Linked DNA regions of Homo sapiens: all the other regions are linked to region 3. Evidence: chromatin contacts called from ENCODE Hi-C or POLR2A ChIA-PET data. All regions are on one chromosome and are shown on one strand. Each heading gives the region's core, a stretch centred on a gene start or an enhancer-like site at or near the end of the contact. The rest is flanking DNA. Distances are from core to core; before and after follow the strand shown.

Region 1 (3,480 bases), core at 616-3,115, 2.7 Mb after region 3:
TTGGGCGGGCGTCTCCCTCCAGATCCTAAGGCTCAGCGCCGCCCCAAGGGGGCCGGGGTGGGAGGGAGGGGGGCGCCTCGAGCAGAGGCTGCGTGGGCGGAGGATGTGCGTCACGGGGAGCGTGGGCTGGGGGAGGGAGGGGGCACGTGGAAACCCGGGGCCAGCGGCTGGCAGCCCGGGATCCAAAATAACCTGAGGTGGGGGGGGAGGGGTCGCCCACACCCCGTACGGGGTCGGGAGCGTCCCCAGGGGAGCCCGTCTAGCCGCACCCTCCAGTTGCGGGGCGGGGGACTGGGAGACGGGACTCTGCTCGTTCCCACCACCCCCACTGTGTTTGGCGCTTAATAGGTTGGAGAAGAGGACCTGAGCAACTGAAATCCTCCCACCAACAACGCGCTCCTTCTCCCCGGACCCCACAAGGCGGAAAGGTCTCCTCGCTAGGCCACATTGTAAAACCAGCCCCGGTCCACGGCCTCCACGCCCCGCCATGCCCCACCCCAGCCCCTCAGAAGTGCGGACAGAGAGGCGGGGCGGGGCTGAGATTCCGGACTAGGGGAAACCTCACCTGTGGCCAGTCCGCTCGCTTTCCCCGGCCCCCACCCCCCCTCCTTTCCCTGGGGCTTAGAGTCTATGGGCCGGGCCCTTAGAGCCCCCGCCTCCCCCAACAGCCCTCCCAGCCGTGGGCGGGAGTGCAATGCGAACCAGATGGGGCTAGGAGAAACCAAAGGGGGAGACGGTGGTGGGTTGCAGAGGCGGGGGCTAAGCTCCTTCAAGGCGCTCCTCCTTCCAGCTCCGCCGCAGGAAGTCACGTCGTAGGCTCCCGACCTCTTACTCATCTTCCACTAGACTCTCGGGCGAGGTCCCTAATAGACGGCCCCAGGAAGGGTATCGTCTTTGTCACACAAAATTCCCAGGCAGGGCCTCATCCTCAGCAAACAGAGGACAAGTGGAGGAATCCCTGCCTGACCTACGCGCTGACAAAAGCCGACGCGTCTAATCAACACGCGCACCTAAGTGGTGGCGTGCAGCATAACCCTCCCATTCCTGTTTCCCAAACTTTCCAGGCTAGCATGGAGGCCTGGGTTTCTGAGAGCGACCCCCTCAGATTATTCCATTGGGGCTGAGGAGGGGCGCGGGGATATCTAGGAGATCCCTGCAGAGCCCCACGCTCTCAGGCCCGCCTTAAGTGCACACTATACGGGAGTCAGATGCACGCACAGGAGAAGCCGCACAGCCCAGCCTTCGCTAACTTTTCCCGGCTCACTGCTAACATTCACACGTCCAGCACCACAAGGCCTGAGTATGGGCAACGGGCGTCCCCGTAGTTGTTTAGGCGCGTGTGCACGTCCGTGCGCTTCTGTGTCTTTGTGTACTTGTGCGTGGTTGTGAAACTCCTCTCTCAGCTCGGAGGGGTGGGGGAGAGAAGGAATGTCGCCGGCGGGGCGCTCACGTGGGTACGTGGGCGCCAAGAGGGCCGGCTGTGCATCCGGCGTGGGCGGCACAGAACGACCTCGCCCCGCCCGCTGGGTCCCCAAGCCCGCCCTGCACAGCCGGGCCTCGGTCACCTCGGTCCCCAATTCGGCGCCCCGGCTCTGAATCCCCGCCCCCGCCTCCTGCTCCACACCCCCTCCCCCCCCGTCTCCGCCTCTCCCAGTCTCTAAGCCGCGGCGTCTCCGCGGCCGAGAGGCCCCAGCGCCCGCCTCCCCGGCCCCCGCCCCCACCCCCGCCCCCGGCTCTGCCCACGCCCTCCGCCCGCCAGCCCGGCAGCCAGCGCAGCTCCGGGCCTCGCTCCCTGTGCGTCCTGCGGGGGCGGAGGCGCGGAGAGGCGGCAAGCGCAGCCGGGGAGGGTGGGGGGGCAGAGGCACAGACAGAGGCGCGGAGGCTCGGAGAGAGAAGACGTGGAGGGAGGGACAGAGCCTGGACAGCGGTGGACACGGCATCGTGCGCGGGGAAGAGGGCAGCACGCAGCAGGCGCCGAGCGCCGGGCACCGAGAAGGGCAGCCCGGGTGATCTCCGGCCGTCCATGCACAGAGCGCCTTCCCCCACAGCCGAGCAGCCGCCGGGCGGAGGGGACAGCGCCCGCCGGACCCTGCAGCCCAGACTCAAGTTAGTGGGCAAAGGGAGGCAGCGGGGAGTGGAGATGGGTGGAGCTGGACTTGGGAATGGGGTCCAGAGGGCGGAGGTCGAGGGGAGGACGTGGGGAAGCAGGACGGGGGTGGGGGGTGGAGACTGATGGAAAAGGGGGTGCGTCTTCGAATTAGGGGGCCCTGGGAGCAGGCAAGCATCTGATGAAGCTGGATATGAAAGAGTAGTACCCAAATCTCCATTCCTGGTTTACTCTGTGGGCTCCATCTGGCCTAAGAGCCCCCTGCAAAGAATGTGGGAGCCTCCAAGCACCAGGGGATGCCCTGGAGCTCGAGCTGGCATCAGTGCGGAAGGTGGGGGGACGCTCAGTTGCCTCAGTCCCTCGTTGGCACGGAGCGCGCGGGCCCCCGGTGCCTTTGAGTTAAAGGAGCATCAGCGGGGGAAAGGGGGGGTGACGAGGGAGGCAGGGAGGCCTTAGGCGTTCCTTCCCATATCTGTCCCTTTATTCACAGAGCGGGGAGGGGAGTTTCAGTGTGCAGCCCCTTCATCAAGAGGCCTTGAGCCGCTCCCCCACTCCACTTGAAGATGCGGGTGGAAAATATGGGAGAGGAGAGTAGGCGGGAGCCCCTGGGCGGTTTTCGCCTACAGACGCTACCACTGTGGGAGTGTGTGTGGGCGGAACGGCCCCGGAGCAGAACAATTGCGCCCCTCCCCCTGCCACGGCCCCTGAGCTGAAGGAAAAGGCTGACCGAGGAAGTGGGGAGTGTCACTGCTAGGAGAGGGGCCACTGAGGAGCACTGGGCAGCCTGGAAGGGTGGAGAGGTTCTGAGGGGAGAGAGGAAGCGTGCGTTAAGAATGCTTAACCAGGCCGGGCGGGCCCGGTGGCTCAGGCCTGTAATCCCAGCACTTTGGGAGGCTGAGGCGGGTGGATCACGAGGTCAGGAATTCGAGCCCAGCCTGACCAACATGGTGAAACCCCGTTTCTACTAAAAATACAAAAATTAGCCGGGCATGGTGGCGGGCGCCTGTAATCTCAGCTACTCAGGAGGCTGAGGCAGGAGAATCGCTTGAACCCGGGAGGCGGAGGTTGCAGTGACAGCGCCACTGCACTCCAGCCTGGGTGACAGAGCGAGACTCCGTCTCAAATAAATAAATAAATAAATAAATAAATAAATGCTTAACCCCTGGGAAAAGCTGAGCGGAGAAGAGTAAGGCACCACCTGGCTCACTGAGTGGGAAAGCCAGGGAAGGTGCCACACCCTCCCTTTTAGCCACCTGGGGCTGTGGCCCCTTCACAGGGAATGAAGCTGGCCAGCAGCGTCCACTGTGGGGGAGACTGGGCTCCTACATTCACTTTAGTATGGGTGACTTCACTTCAGTGTTGAGACTGCTGAG
Region 2 (3,809 bases), core at 135-2,634, 2.3 Mb after region 3:
CTCTCTTCTGAATGGAGTCTAAAACAAAAGAAAAAAAAGGTTCCACCTTAATTGTTCTCCATACCTTTTAGGACGTAGTTAGTACCTTGAAAAATAACCTCCCGTCAAAAAAAAAAAAAAAAAAAAAAAAACCCTGTAAAACCGGCAGTTCCCACTGTACGCGGCAGTGCCAAGAATTCTTACCGGTTAAAATCGCCAAGGCTTTCCTTTATCATCGTAAAATGAAGACTGCCATAGAATCTGTATTCACCTCCACACAAATTTAAGATCTTTGGGACGACTGTAGGTTAATTAAATGCCTACTACATACCTATTTCATCCTACACTGTAACAAGATAGTGAAACCTCACCTCAAGTAGAACATGAAACACAGAAAATGTCCGTATCTTTCCAAAGTCGACACGTGCGGAACTACCTGCTCAATGGTAACTCCTCCTCGCTGCCAGGGAAGCGGCTGAGTTTTGGCAACCTCCCGTGTTTTCAAGAGACTGGAGTTAGGAGGCGGACTGGAAGTACCCACACTCAAGAAACCCAGACACTGGAGAGGGAAGTATGTTGCGGCGTGGGCATGGCTTCCTTCTAGTTGCCTAGCAGTACCTGCAGCTCACGGCGAGGTCCGCGTGGGGCTCTCCCAGGAGCTCCGCCAGGCACCTGGCGGCACCCACCACAGGTGCACTCGACTCAGGGCCTGGCCCCGGGACCACAAAGCAACAGAACCGGAGCGCCCAAGCAGCCGAGAGGCGACCCACGAAGGTTCACGCTTCAGGGCGCCGCATGGCGAGCAGCTACCGGGAGCTTAAGGCCTAGGGTGAAGTTACCGAAAGAGGCGAGTAACCCAGACAGCCAAAGGGGTAAAAGTAGGATTTCCGGCATGGGGAAGCCAAGGAACGGTTCAGGGGTGGGGGAAGCAGACATCTGGAGGAAAAATGTCCTCCACCCGCCAACGGTAACCGGAACAAGGATCCTGGACCTCCCGCCCCCAGGCAGGAACGACTGCCACCACCGATGCGAGAAAGGCTAGGGGGCCGCTTCCAGGGAGCCCCCAACGCGGCCTCGGCCTCACTCGGCGACCTTCCCTCGGCGGGGTGTCGCACTCACATTGTGAACGGGGCAGGGGGACGGGCGAACTGGTGGGCGGGCCTCTCTGGCGGCGGCTGCTGCTAGGGAGTCGACTTCTCTCCGGTGGCGACTCCGCTTTTTCTCTCCGGTCGCGGCCTCTTCTCGCTTCCCTCAGGCGACGGCGGCAGCGGCGGGCTCGACCTCGGGCCCCAGAATGCACCGCGCGGAAAGAGCGGCTCCTCCGGTCGGGGAGAAGAGGAAAGTGTAGGAAAAGGGGCGCGAGGACGGAGAATGAACGTGCGTGCGTGCAAACGAGGGGTGGTGAGGCCGGGCGGCGGCTGGTGACGCAGCAAAATGCCCGGGCCTTGCCGCCGCGCGTGCGCAGTCCTTGTTTTTGGGCTCCGGCGCGGCTTTCTAGAGATATCTACGGAAAGGGCGGGGCCTCCCAGCTCCTTCGCGATCCTTCCTGGCGCCGGCCCCGCCCTTCGTCCGCCACCCCACCCCCACTCCGCCCCCTGCTAGTCCCTACGCGTTCCCGCCTCTCCTCCCGCTCTGTCTTCTCGCGTTAGAAAACCGTTAGTGGCCCAACTGCCCTGCCATGCGCCTTCGGCGATTTCTCTGAGAAACGGTTGCGTTGACAGTGGGAGGCAAGGCTGAGGCGGAGGGACACGGAGTCGGGATCCTGGAGAACTGAAATGGCGCGTTGGTTACTCTTGAGGGAGTAAATCAGCTCACTGAGTCATCATTCCACCACAAAAACCTGTAAAAAGCCTGTGCTGTGGAAAAGGGCTCACTTCAGAATCAAGGGCCTGGGTCCACCTCGCCATTTTTCTGAAGGTTGGAGGCTCTGTCCAGGGACAGCGGAAATTCGAGGTTCTTGGCGGAGGAGGAGCATTTGCCAATTGGGGCGGGCTTTTGCCCCTACCTTGAGACCTTAGTGCTGTAGATGAGCCAGGAAAGGTATTTGAGGGGAGAGTCTAGGTTTCTGGGAATGGAGAGAGTAGGACATTGTGTGTTTCCACGCACATCGTTTGGGGGAGAAGGGGTTCCCCGTCGCTTTGTGCAACATATTAGTAGGGTGTAGTAGGGGTAGCAACCAAGAGACCCAAAACAGTCCTGCTTAAGAAGAAGCCGCTTAACGGTGGATTGGGGAAAAATACTCTAGTGCGCTGCATTTTGAACAGGAAGGAGGTTTAACGAAAGTGCTATAAAACCTTTCTGAAGAACGGGGCTTCATAATAAGCACTAAGGTATTTAGTGTCTGTGTTGTGCAGGACAGGTAGTGGGAGCTACGAAACCTGGACCCTAGCTCAAATGCCATTAAAAAGGGAAATTGGGCGGGGCGCCCGTGGCTCACGCCTATAATCCCAGTACTTTGGGAAGTTCGGTGGGCGGATCACCTGAGGTCAGGAGTTCAGGACCAGCCCACCCAACATGGTGAAACCCCATCTCTACTAAAAATACTAATTAGCAGGGCGTGGTGGCACTTGCCTGTAATGCCAAATACTAGCTAGTATGAGGCGGGAGGATAGCTCGAACCCCGAACCCGGGAGGCGGAGGTTGCAGTGAGCACTCCAACTTGGGCGACAGAGTGAGACCCTGTGTCAAAAAAAAAAAAAAAAAGGGAAGGGGCCGGGCGCGGTGGCTCACGCCTGTAATCCCAGCACTTCGGGAGGCAGAGGCGGGCAGATCACGAGGTCAGGAGATTGAGCCCATCCTGGCTAACATGGTGAAACCCCGTCTCTACTAAAAATAAAAAAAAATCAGCCGGGTGTGGTGGCACACGCCTCTAGTCCCAGCTACTCGGGAGAGCGAGACAGGAGAATCGCTTGAACCCGGGAGGCGGAGGTTGCAGTGAGCCGAGATCGCGCCACTGCACTTCAGCCTGGGCGACAGAGTGAGTCTGGGTCTCAAAAAAAAAAAAAAAAAAAAAAGGAAGTTAACTTGGCGCACTGGTTCACGCCTGTAATCCCAACACTTTGGGAGGCCGAGGCCAGTGGATTACTGGAGATCAGGAGTTCAAGACCAGCTTGGCTAACATGGTGAAACCCCCGTCCCTACTAAAAATACAAAATATTTGGCCAGGAGCAGTAGCTGACGCCTGTAATCCCAATACTTTGGGAGGCCGAGGCGGGCGGATCACGAGGTCAGGAGTTCAAGACCAGACTGGCCAACATGGCAAAACCCCATCTCTACTAAAAATACAAAAATTAGCTGGGCGTGGTGTGCCTATAATCCCAGGTACTCAGGAGTCTTAGGTGGGAGAATCTCTTGAACCCGGAAGACGCAGGTTGCAGCGAGTCTAGATTGTACCACTGTACTCCAGCTTGGTGACAGTGAGACTCTGTGTAAAAAAAAAAAAAAAAAAAAAAAAAAGAAAAGAAAAAATAGGTCACAACCAAATAATGGTGGCACTGAATGTCAGGCTAAATTTTTTTTTTTTTTTATGTTTTTGAGACAGGGTCTCACTTTAACTCAGGCTGGAGTGCAGTAGTGGTATCACAGGTCACTGCAGTCTTGACTTCTGGGTCCAATTGATCCTCCTGTAACGACTGAATTTAAATATATGTCCAGAGTCACAAATTGCAAAAGAGAACTTTATAGACTGATTTGAGCAATTAAAAAAATTGTTAATTGAAGGTGAGAACAATCCTATTTTATAAGGGGGCTTTCTAATAAGATAACAACTTAGAAGTTGTTAATTTTGTATTAGGAAGTCAAAGGGAAAGGGTGCAAAATGGTAAAAATGT
Region 3 (3,931 bases), core at 176-2,675:
CAACCACCTACCTCTCTTGCTTCCCAATCTCCCCGCCATCCCACATTTAAACAGACACCCTTGGTTCTAATGTTGCTTCCACTCTAACTCCTGTTTCCCAAGCCTGTCAGTACCCCATTTTCTAGGCACTCGGGGTCCGGGTCTGCTTATCACTGTGCTGAGTTGGGAATAAGGATCCTCCTTTGAGATTTCCAGGGTCCTGAGTCCTTCATTCTGACGTTCTTGGCCCCACGGAGCCCCCGTCTCCCCAGCTTCCGACCCCAGCCCCAGAAGTCCCGGTCTCAGCACAGCTCCAGCCGACCAGCTACAGGAAACCAGCTTTTCTCTTCCTCCCAAGAGCCAGAGGAAGAGGGAAACCGCCCACCCCCCTTCACGCGCGCACACACCCCTCCCGACACATCCCAGCACCCGCCCTTGGCTGAGTTCGCCCCCAGCCCCAGGGCCCCAGTGCCAGGGTCCCCGCACTCGCCCCCAGTTCTCGGATCCCCTCGCCTGAACAGAGATTGGGGGCGGAGGGAGGAGTAGGAGACAGAGGAGAAAGGAGAGGGAGCCGCCGTCCTCTCTCGGGTCTTTCCCCGGTCTGAGTTGAGGGGGGAGGGGAGGATGAGGCTGGCCCCCATTTAACCTTCCGACCCCCTCAGTCTTTGACTTTCCTCCTACTACACGTAGCTCATTCGGCTTCTACCCGTTCTCTCGCCGCACAATGGCCCCTACGGATCCCGAGGTCTCCTGGAGCCCCCAAAAGCCCTTCCCGGCCTCTGCGCCCCCTCTGCGCCCCCACCCGCCCCAGGTCCCAGCAGCCCACAGACTTCAGCCAGAGACCCTCAGCTCTCCATTCACGCGCTCTCCTCTCCCTTGGCCCGGAGACCCCTGCCCAGACTTCTCCAGCTCCGTGTCCTCTCCCCACCGGACACATGTCTCCCCACTGATCTCAAACGCCAGGGCCCCTCCTCACCCGCCACGGTGCCCTCCCTACTCCAGCGCGGGCCCCCAACTCTAGCCAGGGCCCCCAACTGCAGCTCTATTCCTTACAAACTCCACCCTCAAACTTAAGCCCTGGTCCCCTCCAGACCCCAGCCGCGCCCCCAGTCTCCAGGCGGCTCCCCCACCCCCATCCCGTCTCCAGCCCTCCTCACTCACCCGTCTGTTCCCGGCCGGTAAAACTCCACTGAGAATCCGAAGAAGGAGCCCGGGGGCCCCGAGAGTACTGCTGGGGCCTCCGCGTCTAAGTTGAAGCCCCCGACCCTGGGTGGCGGCGGCAGCAGCAGCAACAGCAGCGGCAGCAGCGGGGGTCGGCGCCGGGGGCCCCAGCGCAGCTGCACGGCGTGGAGAGGGGACTCTGGCGTCCGGCTCCCCATAGCGCCCGCTCTTCCCTGTCCTGGGGCCACCGACCCGGAGCCGCTTCCTAAACCTCCCAGAGGCGAATGACTCAACGCGGGGAGGAGTTTGCCAAACTCCCGGCTGAGCCCTCCCCCCGCCTGCCGAGGGGGCTGGCGGGGGGGCATTCCTGGGTCCCTGGAACTCTGAGCCCGCGTCCCCCACCCCTAAGGGGCGTGGGGGGGGGGCGCACCCCTCCAACCCCCTTTCCCCAGCCCCAGCTGGAAGCCGGTTGTCTGGACTGGGTTAGACTGGGCGGGTTTGGGTTCTTCCCCCTCCTCTCTGCTTCCCCCTCCTTCCTCCCCATTCCTTTCCAGATGTACAACGTAAACGCTCGGAAAACGAGTCGGAAAAGGGAGCGGAGAATTTCCTAATGAGGAAAGGAATCACCTCTGGTGGGCGGAGGAAGCCTGTATATGTGTGTGGGGTCTCCCTCAGTGCTTTAGGGAGGAGACTTTGGGGTCTAAAGAGACAGGAGACTCCTCTGGCGTCCGGCCAACTGGGATTCCCCCTTGCCTTCCGGGGCCGCCGGGTGCCTGGGTTCTGGCCAGCTGGATTTGGGACACAACAGTTGAGGTACAGAGACAGCGTTCGCAGTCAGCTTGCTAGAGGACCTACACGGGCTCCTCAAGTTCCGCTGCTTCCTCCTCCAAGCTTGCTAGTATTGAAAACCCAGGAGTTTGGGGTCATTCATCAGGAGGATTCTGCTCCAGTTTGCCCCCTTCTTGGTCCTAGGGTATGTAAACCTCTGCTGAGCCCCTTCCTTGGATCTGACAGTTGACCAAAAGCCTGCGAGTGGCTGGCCCCTCAGTACCTGCTTGATTAAACTGGCCGGGTTCCTACAAACCTGGAGAATTGTGAGAGGTGGTGGTGGTGGTGGAAAGTCTTGCAAAGGGACCCAACCTTCAGCTCCTAATGGCTGTAAACGCTGGGAGCTCTGGCCAGGCACGGTGGCTCACACCTGTAATCCCAGCACTTTGGGATGCCGAGGTGAGCAGATCACCTGAGGCCAGGAGTTCAAGACCAGCCTGGCCAACATGGCAAAACCCATCTCCACTAAAAATACAAAAATTATCCAGATGTGGTGGTCCGCACCTGTAATCCCAGCTACTCGGGAAGCTGAGGCAGGATAATTACTTGAACCCAGGAGGCAGAGACTGCAATGAGCCGCGATTGCACCACTGCACTCTAGCCTGGGTGACAGAGCAAGACTGTATCCAAAAAAAAAAAAAAAAAAAAAATCCAAAAACCAAAAACCAAAAAAACAATGGGAGCGGAAAGCCAGGACCCCATTCTTCCCAGATTCCCCTGTGGAAGTAGAGGAAGGGACTCTAGAAAGGGAAGGCAGTGACCCCCTGCCCACCTCTTCCCCAAGCTCAGGCTCTGTGTGATGAGATCACTTTTCAGGATTCTAGCCTTTATCTTAGTCTGGGGGAGGGGACTACAAGTCCTTTCAGTCTCTTTCCTCCAGGACTCCTCACTTTCCAGAATAATACCCTGTCAATAATATCCTGTCAACCCTGTCCCTTCTGTTCTCCAGTCCCCTGCCCCACTTCGGGCTGAAAGGCTCAGAATAAGAGTGCCCAGAGTCAATGTTTTTTTCCTGCCATGACTCTCCCCCTCACTCTGCTACTCCACTTCCTGTCCCAAATCACCCATCTGCTTTTTTAAAAGCCCCCCTCCAGAGCCAGCTGCAGCCCAAGGGAGAGGCTGGCTGGCCAGACTGTGGGGCAATGCTGGCCCGTATCCCATTCTCACATCTGCAAGTCCTGACCCTTTCTTAGGTGAGGAACCCAGGGAATCTCTGGGTCAGGATCTTTAAGCCCAGCATTGCCAAAAAGGCAACCTTTAGGTGAGAGCTACTCAAGCCATGGGCTGGGAACCCCCTTTGGGAGGAGAAGGGCTGAGGCCTGATTGCTTTTTAGCCCAGCAAAACACGTGTGTGAACCAAACACTCTCCTTTCTCAGTCTAGGCAAACTCTTTAGATTTTCCCAGGATTTGGGAGATTAGGGGTGGGGGTGGGGAGGGGTGCAGGGAAGGAGGTGTGTGACTCAGCTCCTCCCAGGAGCCTTGGTGGGGGACAGGGGACATAGCGTCCTGCCCCAGTCCTCCTCCCCACTCCACCCCTAGCCTTGGCCAACTCAAACAGGCCCCCTCCCTGTCCATTCCCTGCTCCTGTTTACACCGGGAGCCCCTTAGTCATTCTTTGGCTGGCCTTTCTACTCTCCCCAATATCCCTCCTCTCTTGGCTCTTTCTGCCCTTATAAGTCCTCTCCCAGTGGCCCCAACACCTCCTGCCTTTCCTCTCACCATGCCTGCCTTTGCCTGATCCTCTCTTCCTCTGCTCTGGGTTCGTCCTTAACTTGGGGTCCCCTCCTAATTAGAGCTACTTCAGCACAGACCTCCAGGCCTGGAAGCTGACCTAGAAAGGCCAGTGAGGAGGGGATAGAAGCCATCAGTCCAATCTTCTCCTTCAGAAGAGGAAATGGGTGTAGAGAGATGAAGTGATTTGTCCAGGGTCATATGGCTAGCCAGTTAGCGGTGAGCCTAGAA

The links. Hi-C counts contacts between places; a loop is a spot of excess contacts on that map. ChIA-PET counts read pairs that join two places held with the same protein, here RNA polymerase II (POLR2A). Pooled maps may share reads with other maps.
Region 1: a loop to region 3 is called in a map of CD8-positive, alpha-beta T cell, with 6 times the contacts of the local background. The contact joins the promoter of NAB2 here to the promoter of ITGA5 in region 3. A Hi-C loop is called at or near these places in 1 of 168 maps with a recorded cell type or tissue (CD8-positive, alpha-beta T cell) and 4 of 50 pooled maps. POLR2A ChIA-PET finds 5 or more read pairs at or near these places in 1 of 52 experiments (T-cell).
Region 2: a pooled map shows a loop between it and region 3 (4-fold over the local background). The contact joins the promoter of PTGES3 here to the promoter of ITGA5 in region 3. A Hi-C loop is called at or near these places in 5 of 50 pooled maps. POLR2A ChIA-PET finds 5 or more read pairs at or near these places in 2 of 52 experiments (CD8-positive, alpha-beta memory T cell and activated CD4-positive, alpha-beta T cell).

What each region holds. Positions count from the first base shown.
Region 1 is chr12:57,087,249-57,090,728 of GRCh38, forward strand. It overlaps NAB2 (NGFI-A binding protein 2), which reads left to right and starts at 1,866. Exons shown (of 7, transcript NM_005967.4): 1 at 1,866-2,106. The coding sequence starts at 2,024. It also overlaps a transcript of NEMP1 not described here. RefSeq lists silencers at 68-217, 398-457, 1,458-2,077 and an enhancer at 1,138-1,187.
Region 2 is chr12:56,686,900-56,690,708 of GRCh38, forward strand. It overlaps PTGES3 (prostaglandin E synthase 3), which reads right to left and starts at 1,385. Exons shown (of 8, transcript NM_006601.7): 1 at 1,099-1,385. The coding sequence starts at 1,100. RefSeq lists enhancers at 492-541, 652-771, 1,270-1,795, 2,272-2,321, 2,848-3,373 and a silencer at 1,432-1,621.
Region 3 is chr12:54,417,841-54,421,771 of GRCh38, forward strand. It overlaps ITGA5 (integrin subunit alpha 5), which reads right to left and starts at 1,426. Exons shown (of 30, transcript NM_002205.5): 1 at 1,141-1,426. The coding sequence starts at 1,358. The region is part of intron 2 of GPR84-AS1 (GPR84, ZNF385A, ITGA5 and GTSF1 antisense RNA 1); the gene reads left to right.